Regions from separate parts of the Mus musculus genome. Here region 1 is linked to region 2. A link is a loop called in an ENCODE intact Hi-C map of the cell type or tissue named here. Cell type or tissue: left cerebral cortex. All regions are shown on one strand. Each heading gives the region's core, and the rest is flanking DNA. Links, peaks and the distances in the headings are about the cores only. Region 1 has its middle 12 kb from the start of Gm39678. Region 2 has its middle 6.2 kb from the start of Kcnip1.

Evidence for each region. A loop is a pair of places that touch in the nucleus more often than their neighbours do. Peaks named below come from ENCODE experiments on the same cell type or tissue, not always from the same donor. Only the 100,000 strongest peaks of a DNase experiment are listed, where the experiment ranks them.
Region 1: a loop joins it to region 2, with 2.2 times the contacts of the local background. A loop is called at or near these places in 3 of 42 quality-filtered maps.

Annotation. Positions count from the first base shown.
Region 1 is chr11:33,906,184-33,909,096 of GRCm38, reverse strand. It overlaps a transcript of Kcnip1 not described here. Among named protein-coding and RNA genes, the nearest start is that of Gm39678, 12 kb to the right of the region's middle. In left cerebral cortex, for the core only: no CTCF peak of the experiment used is centred there; no DNase peak of the experiment used is centred there.
Region 2 is chr11:33,848,390-33,851,302 of GRCm38, reverse strand. It overlaps a transcript of Kcnip1 not described here. Among named protein-coding and RNA genes, the nearest start is that of Kcnip1, 6.2 kb to the right of the region's middle. In left cerebral cortex, for the core only: no CTCF peak of the experiment used is centred there; a DNase peak (open chromatin) is centred at 1,455.

The sequences.
Region 1 (2,913 bases), core at 198-2,697, 58 kb before region 2:
TGTCAATGAAGCCATCAGATCTCCCAGCTCCCCTGTGCCTGTGTGGCATCTGTAAGAGACAGAGAGAACAGGGCACCTCTGCAGGAAGCTTTGTAATTCAGACAACAGGCTGGCTCTGGGAAGAGAGAACAAAGGGGACCTCTGAAGGGGAAGAGACAGCTCTGTGCACACCCCTGCTGGGAGCCACTAGGCTGCTTCTGAGCCTCAGGGCTGGTGAACCCACCAGGCACAGAATTTGTATCTGAATTCACTTTGGTACCTCTGTGTGGCAGGCTATCAGTGATTTTTCTCTTCCAGTCTAAGGACTCAGGTAGCAGAGCCAAAATGATAGGAGACAGGAAGCACCTGCAGCCTTTGGAGCCCTGTCTGGACCTCCCCAAGGGTTGGCTGCTTGGAGCTGATCACAGGCTTGTTTCAAGAGAGAATGAGATCATCAGATGAACAAGATAGTGCGCGTTACTGTGTATTACAGCAAGGCTCACTGCCACAGAGCCACAGCTGCCTCAGGAGCTTCTGTCCTTTCTCCAAACCTTTATTGAGCACTGTCACCAATGGGTATGCTATAATAAGGTGGCTAACTCCACCCAAGTTTGGCTACTTATAAGCTATATGATCCTTCCTGCAATCGTCTCTGTTTCTGGGAGTGTCTTGCAGAGCAAACAGCATGAGAAGACCTTAGGGAAGGAGCTGCAGCATCTGGTTAGGAAAGAGGCCCTCCCCTGTCAACCTTAAGGAAGATGGAGACGTCATCAGGGCCATATCCCCAGGGTCCAGGAGCCTGGCTACCATTATTTCTGCTAGAAGGGATACACTAACATTGGCAACAATGACATTAATCAGGTCCCTGTCTTACTTTGAGCCGTAGTTCTCTCTCCTTTAAAGGATTCTGAGGCTGCCCTTCCAGGTGTCAGCCTAAAGCTAGGCCTGCATGTTCAGTTAATAAATGGTCTTCCTCGTGTGCAAGAAGGCTGCTTCCAAGGAGCATCTCGTCTAGGCCGCTGGGTTGTAGACACTTGGGATGCTTGCTTACTGTACCCAGCAGCTGCCTAGGTCATTTAGAGATGATGTGACTCACTGAGTCCTGTGATGCCTTCAGTATCATCTCTAGGGTAGATGTCTCTGTGCGGGGAGAGAGAAGAGCAGATTTCAAGCAAGATCTTGAGACCAAGCGTGGATCAGAAGAACTCAGAGCAGAGAAGTGTAGGCAGTGGCTAGTGTGTGAGTGCAGGCTTTCTGAAGTGGTCATGCTCTAGGGAACACAGGCTGCTTTGTGTGCAGGAATCCTTTCTCAAACCCCCCTGAGAAACAGCCACTTGTCTTGTGCTTGAATTATACTTCCCAGAGGAGATTCAACTTTGCATGGTCATGTGTTTAATGGTGAAAATCTCTAGGCCAATCCCACTTTCTTCATTGGTCCGTTGACTGTAGGCTTACATTTTTTTAAAAACCTGCTTTAATAAGGGTTTTGAAATGCTCTAACCTCCCTTCTAGCCCACTACCCACCAGAGGTAGTAGAAAGGAAAGGTTAATAGGGCAGAGGGGGATGTGGACCTGTTTAGAAATAGTTCTTTGGGGCAATTCCAATCTTCATTATCAGGATATCAGCAGTTCAACTCACACAAACCAGCAGGGGCAGCTCAACACATTTGCAAACACTATTCACAAATCAGCAATGCCATTTCAATCCAAAAGAAAACACAAGGCTCTGTCAATTACCCCGAGCCAATGGAAGTAGCAAGAAGCCACCAGAATATCACAACAAGTTTTATGGTGTATTTCTCTCTATGAAGTCACAGCAAATGATGATCAGTGGGAAAAGGCAAGGTGAACCAACGCCACAGCATCATCAGTGCAGAACAGCAATCAGCAAAGCCCAAGGAAGACCAGCCAAGAGGTACAAGGCAAACCAATGTCACACAGTGTGGTCTACCGTCTGTTGGGTTATCCTTATACCCAAACATCACATGTTCTCTCAAGCATCTGCATCTCCAAGGAAACCAGAAGCTTCCACTGCACTTGGCCTCGACAATGACTTACCCTACGATCCGTTTGTTTCCATTGCCTCGCCTTGGATTGAACCATGGACTTGTTTCAGCTCAATTTTTGTTGCTGTAACAGAATATCAGTTGCTTGGTAACTTATAAGGAAGCTAATTTTGGCATGTGTTTCTGGATGCCAAGACAGCCCAGAGTGACTTGTATCTGTTCGGAGTCCAGTGTGGCCTTTTACAAGCAGAAGAACAGATGAACATGTGCAGAAGAGACAGAAGAGGAGGGGCAGCCTTGCTGTATAATGACTGACAAGGACTAAGCAAGAACGCTTGCTCGCTGCTATGAGAATTAACCAAGTCTTGAGAGAAAGGTGCTGGTTTCTACTAATGACTTCCAGCAGGCTCACTATCTCTCAGCATCATCACACTTCGGGCAGAGAGGTCAGTACAGGGCTTTGTGGAGACTCACAGAACAAGGCTGTCTGCATGGTGTGAAATAACAGGCAGGCTGAAGCTCAGTGGGGTTTTCCCTAAAGGTAAAAGAAATACTAATTGAGAGGTGTTTGGAAAAGTCAGGTACTTTTATGTAGCAATAAAACTCTCGGTCCTCAATATTCCCTGGGTGGTCATCATGTCATCCCTTAGTAAGGATGGACAGAGTTGCTCCTTCTTATTACCACATCGACCATCTGCTAGCTCCCTTTGAACAGGAGGAACAGTTAAAAGGACTAAGGGGTGTTTTTGCCCACATAGAAGCCACATCCCCCTTCTATTTAGAACAGTGGCTCTCAACCTTCCAATTGCTGTGACCCTTTAATACAGTTCCTCATGTTGTGGCAACACCGCCCCCCCCACCCCAGGGAATAAAATTGTCTTCATTGCTACTTAACAATTATAATTTTGCTACTGTTATAAACTTTAAT
Region 2 (2,913 bases), core at 317-2,816:
GCACATGCCCTCGTAAGCTGTGGCTGCAGCCCCAGAGAACTGGGGGTGCCCTGAGAGTTAGACTTGTCATTCAGAGGCTTCAGGGCCCTGCACCCCTACTTGGCTTCTGTCCTTCGGCTCTGAGAAAATGTAGCATATCTGCTAGCCCTTGGTATGCTCTGTCTCCCCAGAGGAGGAGTCAGCTGCCAGGGTGGCAGGAGGGGAAATCAGGAGCTCCCAACTGAACTGCAGGCCTGCTCTACCACTTGCGTTCTATAAGACATTGGACAGGCTAGCACCCTCTCCGCGCCGTGGGAGCCTCATATACTAAATGAGAGCTAATGAAAGTGCTGGCCACATGAGGCTATTGAAATGATTAAGTGAGGCTCGGCACGTGACTGGAACATGGTAGGAACACCAAGGAGAGTGGCTGCCCTCGTTAACGCAACAATTACATAACCAGAGAAGAGTGATGCCTGCTGGGGGATGAACTCATTGCCCAAGGAGGTAAGAGGGAGCCATGTTCTGCACATACTTGACAAAGATAAGATTCTGAGTGAATTTCACAGTGAATGTTTGCCACAAAGCTCAGTACCACAGGGAAATAAGAGATGGTGACCCACAGCCTTCCTGACCTTTGCCCTAACCTGCTCAGACCCTCATCCCTGACTCTCTACATCCTGACTCTCGTCCTTTGTATGTGGTTCCTCTCCTATGACTTTCACCATCCTAAGGTGACCTAAACCTTTGACTTTGGTGGTCTCAACTTTTACTTATCCTAGCATTTTGACTGAGGCTGGCCAGTGGCCAGAGTCAAGCCTGGTATCCTGGATAGCACACGAGGAGAGGGGATTCTGATGGCTGGCATGTGACAGTTCTTTGTCAGATTTTCATCCCCTGAGACTGTGAGCACCACAGTGAGCACAGACCTGTCATCCCCAAGGCAGGCTCGGCTGTGACAAGCAGAAGGCGCTCACTCAGCACCTTCACTTGCTGTGACTGCATGAAGGTTAGCATCAATGCAACAATGACCTTGAGCCTCGTAGCCCTCCAAGCCACCCTAGATGCTGCCCTTAGTTAACCCTAGATGCTCCCATGCCTAGCATATAGATGTGCATACCGGGCTTTGTAAAGCTGAAGTCACACAGCTCAGAGGCAAACAGGTCATGCCCTTTCCTTCTTCCTTCCTCCACGGGTAGAGTTTCTTAACCGGGTGTCCACAATGTGCTTTGTGGGAGAGCCATGGATTCTGCATAGTCTAAGTGCATTCTCATGCACACGCAGTTGCTCTAGGGGGAAAGGTCCTGATACTCTACTGTTTAAACAGATCTGAATCCACCCATCTTCCCGTGCCCACTCCTGGAGAGCCACTTGATCAAGGTGCATGAAGTATCTACCCTGTTCCTAGTATAGTGTAGGCACCAAGCCTCTGGGCTCCAGGAATCCCCCTCCTCCGCAGGATCTGGGCGACTTAGCGCTCTACTGGCAGCATCTCAACTGCGTGGGTGGCTGCACTCTGTCTGAACTCATCCGGCCCTGGCGATGCCTTCACCAGCGCTGGAGTATGAAGGGGGATCCCTTGGGGCAGTGCAGCCACTCGGGGCACGTGTCAGAGCCTGTGCATTTGGGTGTCCCCAGCCCCCTCTGCCCTTCCCCTGAAGCTCACATTAGTTCTGCTCCCAAGAGAACATGATCAGCTTCGACAGATGAAGCCATGCTTGCTGCACAGGGACACTGCCTGGGAGGATACTCTTCTTGAGCCCAAGTCCTGTTCAAAGTTCTCTTTCCTGGGGAGACAGAGGAAATACAAGCAAAAGGAATCAGCAGGGAAAATCGAGGCACAGAGCAAGTTTTCTAAGTCAGGACTGCCATCCAGCTCTAGGGACCCCCACCAGGTGCTTTGATAATCACAGTCACTTCCAGCTTCACCCTGTTTCTGCCATTAATGTTCTCACCATGGTTGGGGGAGGGGTGGGGGAGGAAAGAGGCCTTCTCAACAGTCAGATACTTTACTGAAGTTCACATAGCCAGTCTGGAACTCACAACCTGATTTGAATGTTGTAATCACATCCTTGGCCTGCGAAGCTTCACGGTGTCTGTAGCATACAGTCTGCACAGATGTGTGCTGTGAGCATCCTCCAAGCAACTGACATCCCGAACTCTCCAGCATCCTTCTTTCCTTCCAGCATGAATTGAGACTGTGAGGGGTTGGTCTGATGGGTGGACAATCTGCAGCCACATAGTGTCAGCTCCCTGAGCTCAGGAAATCTTGCTTTCTCTTATTCAGTGTGAACTCGCATGATCAGGCTATAGCCTGACTTAGCTGTATGATGCTTAGCGAACATGTGTAGAATCCATGACTGAATTGCTGAGCCCCAAGTAAATGACAACACACCGGCCATGTGCTTTGGTGAGGGTGCCAATGTTCTTCCTCTTTTTGGTCTTACCCAGTCCTCATGCCAGCCCATGAAGTGGTTATGCTCATGTGCCAGATGAGGAAGTAGACACAGAGACACATTTACTAGAATTATCTTGGCCTCAGGAGCTAAGTGGTGAAGTTGTCTTTACATCTTGACTGGTGTCAGATTGACTGTCTGTGGCCCCTGGGGAGGCTCTGGTGCTCCTTCATGGGTGGGGAATGGGGTGCAGCGGAGTGAGTATGTATGCAAAGCGGAACCTCTGCCTTTGCTTTCCAAAGCTTCCCATCTATTTGTGGAGGCCAACTTATGTATGCAGAACATTTGGGAAATGGCACAAGAAGCATTGAGTGAGCTTAGCACTGAACTGCACATGATCAGGTGCCAACCGCACTCTCTGCTTTCACTAATCTCAGTCTTTTAATACCAGATGGAGACCCGACAGATGAAGAGCAAAGATGGAAGCCACAGGGAAGGCTGTGGCTTACTGGGTTCTGTACCCATTAATGCGGAGCCA